Regions from separate parts of the Homo sapiens genome. Here region 1 is linked to region 2. Evidence: chromatin loops called from intact Hi-C (ENCODE). Cell type or tissue: B cell. All regions are shown on one strand. Links, peaks and the distances in the headings refer to the core of each region. The heading gives the core; the rest is flanking DNA.

Region 1 (7,357 bases), core at 1,347-6,346, 120 kb after region 2:
TTTTTTTTTTCTGAAAGCACAGACTTTTGAAAACTAGCTCAATTAAATGTTTCCTACATGCCAGGCACCATGCTAAACATTGCCTTCTTTTTATTTTTTCTTAAACAGAGAAGGTCTTGTTCTGTTGCCCAGGCTAGAGTGCAGTGGTGCAATCATAGCTCACTGCAGCCTCAAACTCCTGGGATCAAGCAATCCTCCTGCTTCAGCCTCCTGAGTAGCTAGGATGACAGGCACATGCCCCCACACCTGGCTAACTTTTTAAAAAAACTTTTGCAAGCCAGGTATGGTGGCTCACGCCTGTAATCCCAGCACTTTGGGAGGCTGAGGTGGTCGGATCACCTGAGGTCAAGTGTTCAAGACCAGCCTGGCCAACGTGGTGAAACCCCATCTCTACTAAAAATATAAAAATTAGCCAGGCATGGTGGCATGCACCTGTAATCTCAGCTACTCAGGAGGCTGAGGCAGGAGAATCACTTGGTAATCTTGGTGGTGCACACCTGTAATCTCGCTACTTGGGAGGCAGAGGTTGCAGTGAGCCGAGATTGCACCACTGCACTCCAGCCTGGGTGACAGAGTGAGACTTCATCTCAAAAAAAAAAAAAAAAATTGGTAGAGAAGAAAGGGGTCTTGCTATGTTGCCCAGACTGGTCTCAAACTCCTGGGTTCAAGGGATCCTCCCGCCTCAGCCTCCTGAGTTGCTGGGATTACAGGCATAGGCCACCATACCCAGTACTTGTGCTAAACACCTTGTATGCACTATTTCTTTCTTTGTTTTTTTTTTTTGTTTTGAGATGGAGTGAAACCATCTCAAACCATCAAACCATCTCAACCCAGGCTGGTGTGCAATGACACAATCTTGGCTCACTTCAACCTCCACCTCCCAGGTTCAAGCAATTCTCCTGCCTCAGCCTCCCAAGTAGCTGGGATTACAGGTGTGAGCCACCATGGCTGGCTAATTTTGTATCTTTTTAGTAGAGACGGGGTTTCACCACGTTGTTCAGGCTGGTCTCAAACTCCTGACCTCAAGTGATCCACCTGCCTTGGCCTCCCAAAATGCTGGGATTGCATGCATGAGCCACAGTGCCTGGCTCTTTTCTTTTTTTCTGTTTTTTTTTTTTTTTTGAGACAGTCTCACTCTGTCACCCGGGTTGGAGGGTGGTGGTGTGATCTCGGCTCACTGCAACCTCTGCCTCCCAGATTCAAATGATTCTCATGCCTCAGCCTTCTGAGTAGTTGGGATTACAGGCGTGAGCCACCGCGACCGGCCTGGATGCACTATTTCATTCAATCCTTTCAATGGGTTTGTGAATTGGTGCCAACAGGCTCTTTTCCAGAGGCGGCACCTGAGGCTGAGATCACCAAGGTAACCTAATTGAGGGTCTGCAGGTGGGTGGAGGAGCAGGGATTTGAACCTGGAATGAGCACGGGCTCAACTACCCAGGTGCAAATCATGATGCCATCACTTGCACTGGCTGTGTGACCTCAGGTAAGGAACTTAGTGTCTCTGAGCCACTGTTTCCTCAGTGGGAAAATGACAGAAAAATGATTTTGTTTCCCTCCCAGGTTGCTGGGATGAACCTGCTGAGATGAGCAATGGGCTCAGTACTGTGCCGGGCACGCAGTTAGTGCTCAGCAGACACAGAGGACATGCAGGAGGATGGTGGTGAAGCTCTATGTCCACCCAGCAGCATAAGAGGAATGGCCATAAGCATGAAGGTGGAATGAAAGTAACCTAATGGGGCCAGGCATGGTGGCTCACGCCTGTAAACCCAGCACTTTTGGAGGCCAAGGTGTGCGGATTACCGGAGGTCAGGAGTTTGAGACCAGCCTGGCCAACATGGTGAAACCCCGTCTCTACTAAAAATACAAAATTAGCTAGGCGTGGTGGTGTGTGTCTGTAGTCCCAGCTACTGGGGAGACTGAGGCAGAGGAATTGCTTGAACCTGGGAGGCAGAGGTTACAGTGCGCCAAGATCATGCCACTGCACTCCAGTCTGGGCAACAGAGCAAGATTCCGTCTCAAAAAGAAAAAAACAAAAAATGAAAGTGAGCTAATGAGCTGAATGTCTGCGGCGTAAAGGGACTGGGCTAGGTGTACGTGGAGGAGATGCTGCTGTTGGAGGGGAGAAAGAAGGAACATTCAGGGATCTACCCAGGGGTGATAGACCGAAGAATGGCCTCCCTAGGAGGCTGAGGTCAGAGGATTGCTTGAATCCGGGAGTTGGAGGCTACAATGAGCTATGGTCATGCCACTGCACTGCAGCCTGGACAACAGAGCAAGACTCTGTCTCTAAAAATTATGAAATAAAAGAAGAGGTTTTGGTGAGATCATGGCGGATGGGAGGCAGGACTAGATTGCAGCTCCAGAGAGAGCAGCGGGCGGCAGCTCGCATTGTGAATTTTAGCACCAGATTGACTGCAAGGACAAACCAGCAATCCCGAGAGGACCCACAGACTCTCTGAAGGAAACGGACTGCTCCTGCAGGACCCAGGAGAGCCCCCCAAAACTGCGAATGCCCCAACTGCGGAAGTGGGAAAGGGAGACCCTCCTCTCCCGAACACTCACCCTCACGGGGGAAGCTGAAGGTCTGTTTGCAGGAGAAGTTTCCAACTTTATCTGGCGCTGAGTCAATTTGGAAAGCCAAGCAAAATACAGGCGTAGAGGAAGCAGCAGCAAGGCCCTGGGAGCTCACTGGGTCCCCCAGCAGCCCATTCCTGTCTGGCACCACGGGGATCCAATGGGTAGGAGCAAGGGCTAAAACTCCACAGGGAGAAGCAAATCTCTAGCTGAACTGTGTAACAATTTGAACAGGGTAAGAAGCCTCCTGGCCAGAACTCAGGGGAGGGTGCAAATCCAGTGTGCAGACTCCACAGCGGCGGCACGAACTAAACCCTCTTCTTTGGCAGCTGGGAGGCGGATAGTCTGGGGCAGGTTTTCAAGCCCCTATCGCTCTCCACCTGGAAATGGTCTGGGGGCTGTTGTGGTGGGCATGGTGGGAGTGAGACCGGCCCTTCGTTTTGCAGGGGAGCTGGGTGAGGCCTGTGACTGCCAGCTTTCCCCCACTTCCCTGACAACCTGCATGACTCAGCAGAAGCAACCATAATCCTCCTTGGTACACAACACCAGTGACCTGGGAATGTCATCTACTTAACCCATAGCAAGACCCGCCCAAGGAGAGTGAGAGGTCAGAAACGCCTAGCCTCACCCCAACCCGATGGTCCTTCCCTCCTACCCACCCTGGTAGCGGAAGACAAAGGCCATAGAAACTCGAGAGTTCTAGAGCTCCACGGGTTCCTCGCCACGCTACCACAGCTGATGCTCTCTGGAAAGCGCCACCTCCTGGCAGGAGGCCAACCAGCACAAAAATAGCGCATTAAACCACCAAAGCTAAGAACCCTCACGGAGTCCATTGCACCCTCCACCACCTCCATGGCAACAGGCACTGGTATCCATGGCTGAGAGACCCATAGACAGTTCACATCACAGGACTCTGTGCAGACAACCCCCAGTACCAGCCTGGAGCCAGGTAGACTCGCTGGGTGGCTAGACCCAGAAGACAGACAACAATCACTGCAGTTTGGCTCACAGGAAGCCACATCCATAGGAAAAGGGGGAAGAGTACCAAAAAGAGGGAAAACCCCCTGGGACAAAAGAATCTGAACAACAGCCTTCAGCCCTAGACCTTCCGTCTGACGGAGTCTACCCAAATGAGAAGGAACCAGAAAACCATCCCTGGTAATATGACAAAACAAGGCTCTTCAACACTCCCCCAAAATCACACTAGTTCACCAGCAATGGATCTAAACCAAGAAGAAATCCCTGATTTACCTGAAAAAGAATTCAGAAAGTTAGTTATTAAGCTAATCAGGGAGGGACCAGAGAAAGGCAAAGCCCAGTGCAACGAATTCCAAAATATGATACAAGAAGTGAAGGGAGAAATATTCAAGGAAATAGATAGCTTAAAGAAAAAACTATTAAAAATTCAGGAAACTTTGGACACATTTTTAGAAATGCGAAATGCTCTGGAAAGTCTCGGCAATAGAATTGAACAAGTAGAAGAAAGAAATTCAGAGCTCGAAGACAAGGTCTTTGAATTAACCCAATCCAACAAAGACAAAGAAAAGGGAATAAGAAAATATGAACAAAGCCTCCAAGAAGTCTGGGATTATGTTAAATGACCAAACCTAAGAATAATCAGTGTTCCTGAAGAAGAGAATTCTGAAAGCTTGGAAAACATATTTGGGGGAATAATCGAGGAAAACGTCCCCGGCCTTGCTAGAGACCTAGACATCCAAATACAAGAAGCACAAAGAACACCCGGGAAATTCATCGCAAAAAGGTCTTTGCCTAGGCACACTGTCATCAGGTTATCCAAAGTTAAAACGAAGGAAACAATCTTAAGAGCTGTGAGACAGAAGCACCAGCTAACCTATAAAGGAAAACCCATCAGATTAACAGCAGATTTCTCAGCAGAAACCCTACAAGCTAGAAGGGATTGGGGCCCTATCTTCAGCCTCCTCAAACAAAACAATGATTAGCCAAGAATTTTGTATCCAGTGAAACTAACAATCATATATGAAGGAAAGATACAGTATTTTCAGACAAACAAATGCTAAGAGAATTCACCCATTACCAAGAATTTGCCATTACCAAGTCACCACTATAAGAACTGCTAAAAGGAGCTCTAAATCTTGAAACAAATCCTGGAAACACATCACAACAGACCCTCTTTAAAGCATAAATCACACAGGACCATAAAACAAAAATACAAGTTAAAAAGCAAAAACAAAAAATGAAAAAACCAAAGTACACAGGCAACAAAGAGCATGATGAATGCAATGGTACCTCACATTTCAATACTAACATTGAATGTAAGTGGCCTAAATGCTCCACTTAAAAGACACAGAATCACAGAATAGATAAGAACTCACCAACCAACCATCTGCTGCCTTCAGGTGACTCACCTAACACATAAGGACTCACATAAACTTAAAGGGGTGGAAAAAGGCATTTCATGCAAATGGACACCAAAAGCAAGCAGGGGTAGCTATTCTTATATCAGACAAAACAAACTTTAAAGCAACAGTGGTTAAAAGAGACAAAGAGGGACATTATATAATGGTAAAAGGCCTTGTCCAACAGGAAAATATCACAATTCTAAATATATATGCACCTAACACTGGAGCTCCCACATTTATAAAACAATGACTAACAGACCTAAGAAATGAGATTGACAGCAACATAGTAATAGTAGGGGACTTCAGTATTCCACTGGCAGCACTAGACAGGTCATCAAGACAGAAAGTCAACAAAGAAACAATGGATTTAAACTATACCTTGGAACAAATGGATTTAACAGATACATACAGAACATTTCATCTGACAACCGCAGAATACACATTCTATTCAACAGCGCATGGAACTTTCTCCAAGATAGACTATATGATAGGCCACAAAACGAGCCTCAATAAATTTAAGAAAATTGAAATTATATCAAGTACTCTCTCAGACCACGGCAGAATAAAACTGGAAATCAACTCCCAAAGGAACCTTCAAAACCATGCAAACACATGGAAATTAAATAACCTGCTCCTGAATGAGCATTGGATCAAAAATGACATCAAGATGGAAATTAAAAAATTCTTCAAACTGAATGACAATAATGACACAACCTATCAAAACCTCTGGGATATGGCAAAGGTGGTGCTAATAGGAAAGCTCATAGCCCTAAATGCTTACATCAAAAAGACTGAAAGAGCACAAACTGACACTCCAAGGTCACCCCTCAAGGAACTAGAGAAACAAGAAGAAACCAAATCCAAACCCAGCAGAAGAAAGGAAATAACCAAGATCAGAGCAGAACTAAATGAAATTGAAACAAAAAAATTCAAAAGATAAACGAAACAAGAAGCTGATTCTTTGAAAAGATAAATAAAACTGATAGACCATTAGCAAGATTAACCAAGAAAAGAAGAGAGAAAATCCAATGACCTCACTAAGAAACGAAACAGGAGATATTTCAAGTGACACCACTGAAATATAAAAGGCCAATCAAGGCTACTATGAACACCTTTATGCACAAAAACTAGAAAACCTAGAAGAGATGGATAAATTCCTGGAAAAATACAACCCTTCTCGCTTAAATCAGAAAGAACTAGATACCCTAAACAGACCAATAACAAGCAGCGAGATTGAAATGGTAATTTAAAAATTACCAACAAAAAAAAGTTCAGGACCAGACAGATTCACAGCAGAATTCTACCAGACATTCGAAGAATTGGTACCAATCTTTTTAACATTATTCCACAAGATAGAGAAAGAAGGAACCCTCCCTAATTCATTCTATGAAGCCAGCATCACCCTAATACCAAAACCAGGAAAGGACATAACCAAAAAAGAAAACTACAGATGGATATCCTTGATGAACATAGATGCTAAAATCCTTAACAAAATACTTGCTAACCGAATCCAACAAATTACCAAAAAGATAATCCACCATGATCAAGTGGGTTTCATACCAGGGATGCAGGGATGGTTTAACATGCACAAGTCAATAAATGTGATACACCACGTAAACAGAATTAAAAACAAAAATCACATGATCATTTCAATAGATGCAGAAAAAGCATTTGACAAAATCCAGCATCCCTTTATGATTAAAACTCTCAGCAAAATGGCATACAAGGGACATACCTTAGTGTAATAAAAGCCATCTATGATAAACCCACAGCCAATATAAAACAAACTTTCCAGATACAAGATTAATGTACAGAAGTCAGTAGCTCTTTTATACACCAACGGCGACCAAGTAGAGAATCACATCAAGAACTCAACCCCTTTTACAATAGCTGCAAAACAAAAAACAAAAAACAAAAAAAAACCTTAGGAATATACCTAACCACGGAGTTGAAAAACCTCTACAAGGACAACTACAAAACATTGCTGAAAGAAATCATAGATGACACGAACAAATGGAAACACATCCCATGCTCATGAATGGGTAGAATCAATACTGTGAAAATGACCCTACTGCCAAAAGCAATCTACAAATTCAATGCAATCCTCATCAAAATACTACCATCATTCTTCACAGAATTAGAAAAAAAAAATTCCAAAATTCATATGGAACCAGAAAAGAGCCCACATAACTGAAGCAAGACTAAGCAAAAAGAAAAAGCTGGAGGCATCACACTACCTGATTTCAACCTATACTATAAGGCCATAGTCACCAAAACAGCATGGTACTGGTACAAAAATAAGGACATATCTTTTCCTTTCAGCCGGAACTGCCATCTTCTAGTAATTCGCCAAAATGACGAACACAAAGGGAAAGAGGAGAGGCACCCGATATATGTTC
Region 2 (7,357 bases), core at 827-5,826:
CATTCATGGACTAGAAAGCCTTTCCCATTTCTTTACTTCATGAGAAAGAGGTTGCATTTTTTGCAACTGGTAGAAAAGTTTTCCCTGTATGATGAACTGGAGTTCCACAAACTGTTTTCCAAAATAATCTCCTAAAACTCTTCCTCCCTTAAAGATCTCCAACAGGACACCAATGAGGAAGAAGAGGAACAGGCAGGGGCCGGGTACTGTGGCTCACGCCTGTAATCCCAGCACTTTGGAAGGCTGAGGCGGGTAGATCACAAGGTCAGGAGTTCGAGACTAGCCTGGTCAAGATGGTGAAACCCCGTGTCTACTAAAAATACAAAAATTAGCCAGGTGCAGTGGTGGGCACCTGTAATCCCAGATACTTGGGAGGCTGAGGAAGGAGAATCGCTTGAACATGGGAGGCTGAGGTTGCAGTGACCTGAGATTGCATCACTGCTTTCCAGCCTGGGAGACAGAGCAAGACTCCGTCTCAAAAAAAAAAAAAGAAAAAAAAAAGAGGAACAGGCAAACAGTCCTAGAACCCATCCTTCCCAAGAACACAGAAAAATGTCCTCACATGTGCCCCACAGTAAAAGCAGCCAGAGTCTGGTGAAATATCTGCTTCTAGCTTCCTGTTTAGGATGTTGTTCCTCTCTATATTTGTTTGCTAGGGGTGCCATAGCAACATGCCACAGTCTCAGGGGCTTAAACAACAAAAATTTATTTTCTCACAGTTCTAGAGGCTGGAAGTTCAAGTTCAATGAGTTGACAGGGTTGGTTCCTTTTTTTTTTTTTTTTTTTGAGACTGGGCCTCACTCCTCATTCTGTCACCCAGGATGGAACACAATGGCATGATCTCGGCTCACTGCAGCCTTGATTTCCTGGGCTCAAGCAATCCTTCCACCTCAGCCGCCTGAGTAGCTGGGAACCACAGGAGCACACCACCATGCCAGCTATTTTTTTTTTTTTGTAGAGACAGGGTTTCACCATGTTGCCCAGGCTAGTCTTGAACTCCTGTGCTCAAGCAATCTACCCGCCTGGGTCTCCCAAAGTGCTGGGATTACAGGTGTGAGCCACCAGGCCCGGGCAGGGTTAGTTCCTTCTGAGGGCTGTGAAGGAAAGACCTGTTCTAGGTTCTCTCCTTGGCTGGTAGATGCCTTCTTCCTCTGTCTTCACATGGTCTTCCTTCTGTGTGTCTGTGTCTGTGTCCTAATTTCCTCTTCTTATGAGGACACCAGTCATAATGGATTCAGGTCCATCCTAATGACCTCATTTTAACTTAATTACTTAAAGATGCTATCTCCAAATATAGCCACATTTTGAAGTTCCAGGGGTTATCAATTTGGGGTGGAGCGGTGGCAGGGGGGACAGAATTCATCCCACTACAGCCTCCCTCCCTCTTCCCAAGTCCCCAGTAACCATTTGTCACCCTAATTCTAAAGGGCTCAAACTCTGGGGCGTGGCAGGTGTGTGACTTTGGATGAGTTACTTAACCCCTCTGCCTTGGTTTATGCATACATAACGTTGGGCTAACAATAGTATCTGTCTCATAGGGTTATTAGGGGAATTAAAGGAGTTATGTGTCTAGAGAACTTAGAACAGCACCTGGCACAGAGCGAGCACTATATAAGTGCTTATTAAGTTAAACATTGAAATCGACAACTCATTTTTACTAAACTGTTAGGAGAAGCTTGGCACGGTGGTGCACGCCTCTAGTTCTAGCCACTCGAGAGGCTGCGGTGGGAGGATTACTTGAGCCCAGGAGTTCAAGACCAGCCTAGGCAACATAGCAAGACCCAAAAAAATCTCTAAAAGTTTTTTTAAAATTAGCCAGGTGTGGTGGTGTGTGTCTGTGGTCCCAGCTACTCCAGAGCTGAGGTGGGAGGATTGCTTGAGCCCAGGAGCTGGAGGTTGCAGTGAGTTATGATCTCATCACTGCACTCCAACCTGGGCCACAGAGAGAAACACCATTTAAAAAAAAAATTTTTTTTAATAAAAATTAAGACAATTTAAAAAGTGCTAGGAGACATGTTACCCTCCCAAAGAATTTGCTTTCTTTGAGCAATGCTTAATATCAGCAATGGAATCACCAATTCACAATAGGGGAACTATATATATTTGAGGGTGTGGATCCCCAACATTCTTCAAAGTACACTATTTGACAACTACATGATCCACTCTAAAATATTAACAGTAGTCAACATTTATTAAATGCTAGTGATGGGACCGGGCATGGTGGCTCATGCCTGTAATCCCAGCACTTTGGGAAGCCAAGGCAGGAGGATCACTGAAGGTTAGGAGTTCGAGACGAGCGTGGCCGACATGGCAAAACCCCATTTCTACTAAAAATACAAAAATAAGCTGGGCGTGGTGGCGGGTGTCTGTACTCCCAGCTACTGGGGAGGCCAAGGCGGGAGAATCGCTTGAACCTGGAGGTGGAGGTTGCTGTGAGCCAAGATCGTGCCACTGCACTCCAGCCTGGTGACAGAGCAAGACTCTGTCTAAAAAACAAACAAACAAACAAACAAAAAACAAAAAACCTAATGATGGGCCAGGAGGCACTGTGCTAAGTAAGGGCTTTCCTGGTATTTAGGCTGGGAGGTGGGTACTATTATTATTCCCACTTTACAGTTGAGAGAATGGAGGCTCCAAAAAGCCACCTCTCAAGGCCATGCTCCCCAGTTAGTAAGTGGTCCAATAGCACAGGATAACTCATGTGTGCAAATTAAGGACTGCCAGACTTAAGAGTGTCAGGGAGAGAGAGGTCCTTCCTTCTCTCCCACTTTTTCATCACCCCCTTCTCTTCCCCCTCTGCTGAACGTTGCATCCCCACGGCCAAGATTGCACCCCCTCTTCTACAGACAACATCCAAGCTGCTGGGACCCGACCCAGCGCCACCTTGCGAGCCCAGCATTTCGAGGGGCAGGCTTCCAAACAGGGTAATAATCGTCCCATTAAAATTAATGTCCATGAAGTGAGCCGTTAAAAGCGTGCAGATTAAAAATGGGGGGAGGGAATTGTTCAATTTAAATCCAAAGGGCTTTTTAAATAGACACTGTGTCTTCATTCTTGGAACGCTACACCCGGGCAATGGATCAGGTCCCCTCTGTAAAGACTAGGGGGATTAAGGAGGTGAGTCCCAGGAGAATGGGAAGTGGTTCTGGCGAGAAGCAAAGGGAACCAAGGTCTATCCAGGGCCCACTGCGTGCCAGGTGCTTGGCACACATTTCTCTCATTTAATCTCTGCCCCAATCCTGGGATGGAGGTATTATTATTCCCAGATTACAGGGGGCAGTATAAAACCGTGGTTAAGAGCTTAGAGCCTGCGGCATACTGCCCTAGTTCAGATGACGGTTTCATTCTTAGCTACTCTGTGAGCTAGGGCAAGAACCCTTACCTACCTGTGCCTCAGCTTCCTCATCTTTGAAATATTATAGTAATTGCATGTAGAATTGTTGGGAGATTTACCTTTAGGCAGCAGAGGCAAGGGCGCCCAAAGCCCACAGGTGCCAGACATAGAAGATGCGCAGTAGGTCTTGGCCATTATGAAGCCTAGAATAATTGGAGCTGGGTGAGGGAAAAGGCCACCAGAATCACACAGTGTTGTGGGCTTTGAGCCCTGACTTTGTTGTCATTTCACCACGCTGTGGGCCAAAAGGGACATTTCTCCTCCTGATCAATTCAGACCAAAACTAAGTTCACAGACTCGAAGAATCTTGGTTATACTCTGCGGTGGGAAGGCAAGAACGGAAGCTCCCTCAGCAGGTTCCAGACTCCCAACTTGGAGCCATCTCTGGACTCATCCCGATGGTCTGAATCCCAAAGTTGTCTGAATCCCAGTCGATTTAAGATCACAGGTTTCATTCTCCCCCACAGAATCCTGACAGCCGCCCAGCCCATCTGAACCTTCACCGTTTGTGACAACTGCAGACGCTCCAGTCTGGAGGTGCACAGGAGTGGCTGTCGGATTGGAAAAGGGGGAATTAAAGTCCCCCGCGCCCCTCCTCTCGCCGACCCCTTAGGGTCTCCACTGCGCATTAAATCGGGGTCATCGCAGAAAACTGTAACGCCATCAGGAAAATAATGTTCACAAAGAAAGCAGACAAGAAGTTTCCCTTTAGAAAGCCCCTTGCGAGGGTCTTTTGGGTGCGGGTGCCGGGCAGCGAGAATGCCTCCGTCCGCGCCCCACGCGAGCTCAGGTGGGCCCATCCAGCCTCCCACCGGGCGCTGGGGGCACTTTAGGGTCAGGTTTCTAGCCAGGCGCTGGGGGCACGTTAGGGTCAGGCTGAAAGCCTACAGGTGCCAAGTCAGACCTGAAACGAGGCAAGTTGGGTGTAATCTGACCCTTCCATAAGATTTTGAATCCACCCACCTCCCCCAAACAAAACAACAGCCTCGGAATATTTTTGAATAATGCAGCCGAATTCAGCATCAGCTTCATCCAAAACGGCAAACAAGCCTTTTTCCCTCGCCAAATCGGAACTCGAGCTGAATTCAGGAAAAGGGGAAGGAGAACAACCTTCCCTCGCGCTCCGCGCCTCCGCGGGGGTCCCCCGAGACCCCCAAAGCCCAGGACCTCCGCTGCGGGGAGCCTTCTCGCGCCGCCCCGCGCCGCGCTCCCCGTCTCCCAAACCTCGCGCTCCCTAGCTGCCGGCGCCGCTAGGGTTAAAAGTTACCTCTCGGTTTCTTCTGCCTGCAGCCCCCCCCCCAACCCCCGGGGGCCGGATGATGTAACCCCCCTCCCCGCCCCCCTCCACCATGTGACACTTTAATTAATAATAGCGCCGTCAGCACAACAAACGCACAACACAAGGAGAAACTTGGTGTCCAGGGGAGGCCCCCGGCGGCTGGAGCGCGGCGGCAGCGGGCGCAGAGGCCGGAGGGAGAGGAGGCGAGGGGCGGCCCGAGCGCGGGGCGGGAGCGAGGCCAGCGGTCATGTGCCCGTGCCCCCTGCACCGCGGCCGCGGCCCCCCGGCCGTGTGCGCCTGCAGCGCGGGTCGCCTGGGGCTGCGCTCGTCCGCCGCGCAGCTCACCGCCGCCCGGCTCAAGGCGCTAGGCGACGAGCTGCACCAGCGCACCATGTGGCGGCGCCGCGCGCGGAGCCGGAGGGCGCCGGCGCCCGGCGCGCTCCCCACCTACTGGCCTTGGCTGTGCGCGGCCGCGCAGGTGGCGGCGCTGGCGGCCTGGCTGCTCGGCAGGCGGAACTTGTAGGAACGCGGGGCTTCTTGGTGGGGCCGGAGCCGAGACCCAGCCGGAGCGAGCAACAGGTACGCGAGCGAGCGAGCGAGAGCCGGGGCGCGGCAGCTGGGCACTGGAGACGCTGGGCTGGCCCGGGAGCGGGAGAGTGGCAAGTTTGGCTTTCTTCTTTTCCCTTCTCCTTCTTCCTCCGTTCTCTTCTCTTGCAAGCATCTCCACCTCTCCTCTTCTACCCAGTCCCCAGTCTTCCCTTCCAAGTGTAAGGTCCACCGTTTCTGCCCCCATCTCTGCGAGTCCTTAAGCGCATCTTGCTACTCACTTATAGCTCAGTGGCTTGCGGAGGACTTCAGCCTCCATAATCCCCACCAGCCCCACAAATAAACACACAATGCAAGTAAAAAGTGTGCTTGCTATGGGAATGTAGTTGTAAGCCACGCCAAATACTTAAAATCTATCGCACTTCCAAGAAAGGTCCCCGGTCCCGTTCCAATCCTCTTGCCGTTCCTGAGTCGCCCCCGTCTCCATCACCTTTGCTCCCAACCTCTTGTCCCTAAGTGTCACTTCTCCAATCTCTGATCCCCATTATCTGGCACCCCAAGCGCATCTCGAGACTTCCTCCCCCTCCAGGTTTCTGGCTGGCCCAATCTTTCTTCCCAAGCTCCGCGCATTTGCAATTTTCCTCTGCCCTGCCAACTTCGCTCCTTCTCGAGTGAGGTGTCCTGTTTAAGGAGTTTGGCTTCCTTCTCCCCAGACGGTTGTAGCTGCTACGGGAAGGAGACGCCCTCGGAGTGGGCTGGAATAGGGGGCTTTCAGGGAAACTCCAATGGGAAGCCTTAAGGAAGGAACATTTATTGAGCTCCTTCGGGGTGCTGGGCACTGTTTAGGGAGGTCATGTGTTGAGAACTTAGGACAGGAAGTGGGTACTGAGCACCTAGTGTGGTTGGTATCAGTGGGAGGAAGGTACTAGGCTCTTGGGGTGGGGGGATCATTGTGCCCTAGCTGTGCGCCTGGCACTGTGCTAGGCGCTTTGAGGAAGCACACAGCGTAAGCATCGTCTTACTACTCTGGATCCTGGAGTAGCGAGGAGCGCTGCAGAGAATGAGGGAGAGAGAATCAGGCTGAGCCCACCATAGATGGGTCTAGGGCCGGAAGGTGAAGCTCGAAGGTGACATAGCCAGCCGCCCTTAGGTCCCCGCCCCCGAGCCCCGCCGCGCGCCGCAGACACCCTGGGAAGTTGGAGCGGCGCCTGAAGGCGAGGCCCGAGCGTCTGCGCCCGCGGGGAAAGGCGGCAGCCGGAGCGTGGGGGGTGGCAGCGCCCAGGGAGCTGCGGGGGTGCGCGGGGTGTGAGCCGGGACCGCAGGCGACAGATGTCGCGTGGGCCCGCGCAGCCCGGGCGCTGGCGAAGAGAAATGCGCGCTTCGGGGCGCTCTCTGCCCGGCTCCCGGGCGCCGGGGGTCCCATCCACTTCTCCCTACCTTCTCTCTCTCCTGTTGGAGAGGCCAGGGGCTCCCGCGACTGAAAGGGGCCAGGCTGAGGCTGCCCAATCCCAGGGACAGGAAGAACATTTTGGATGGATCGCGGGGTGCAGAAAAAGGAAGTTGAGCGACAGACGCGAAGCCCAAAGCGTGGAATTTGGGAAGAGGCAGAAAAAAAGTGGGCGAAGAGGAAGAGAAAAAACAAGCGACGAGATGGGGAGGGACAAGAAGTTTGGGGAGGATAGAGAAAAAGAGAAACTGCCTGGAAAACAAGTTGCAAGACAATTGAAAAGTGAATGAGAAGGAAAGAGAGGAAGGTAGTAAAATCAAATAGAACTGTGGAGAGAGGGCTGGGACACGGCTTTCTCTGGTTCTGTCGTCCAGGAGATTGGAAACGCTCTCCCCTTCCGGCACCAGGCGTGCGGGATGTCGGGTGCCCCTCCCGGGAGGCCGAGGACTCCGGGCCGGAGCCTGACTGTGTGTTCCTGTTTGCCGGTGTGTGAGTGTCGGGGTGGGAATGCTCCCGGGGCCTGGAAGGGGAGGCTGCGGGCGGGGCGGGCAGATTGCGCCGCTCTGCGCCGGAGCGCAGGGGAGGAGTTGGGTAACTGGGGCCTGCGCTGCAGGGGAGGGCGGCGGCCAGGAGTTTCGCTGTTTTGAGTCGGTGTTGGGGGGCAGCAGCAGGTTATTGTCTCTGTGGAGTT

What was found. Hi-C counts contacts between places; a loop is a spot of excess contacts. Peaks named below come from ENCODE experiments on the same cell type or tissue, not always from the same donor. Only the 100,000 strongest peaks of a DNase experiment are listed, where the experiment ranks them.
Region 1: it touches region 2 in a loop (3-fold over the local background); 2 of 110 quality-filtered maps call a loop at or near these places.

The regions. Positions count from the first base shown.
Region 1 is chr12:116,755,830-116,763,186 of GRCh38, reverse strand. All of the region lies in intron 5 of RNFT2 (ring finger protein, transmembrane 2), which reads right to left. It also overlaps the pseudogene RPL21P105. Among named protein-coding and RNA genes, the nearest start is that of RNFT2, 21 kb to the right of the region's middle. RefSeq lists enhancers at 2,257-3,456, 2,982-3,566. In B cell, for the core only: no CTCF peak of the experiment used is centred there; a DNase peak (open chromatin) is centred at 3,246; H3K4me3 peaks cover 410 bases.
Region 2 is chr12:116,878,871-116,886,227 of GRCh38, reverse strand. It overlaps HRK (harakiri, BCL2 interacting protein), which reads left to right and starts at 4,787. Exons shown (of 2, transcript NM_003806.4): 1 at 4,787-5,252. The coding sequence starts at 4,921. The coding sequence ends at 5,196. RefSeq lists an enhancer at 3,633-4,594 and silencers at 5,100-5,179, 6,058-6,258. In B cell, for the core only: CTCF peaks have their summits at 3,232 and 5,144; DNase peaks (open chromatin) are centred at 3,297, 4,297 and 5,117; H3K4me3 peaks cover 2,126 bases; H3K27ac peaks cover 459 bases; H3K27me3 peaks cover 1,759 bases.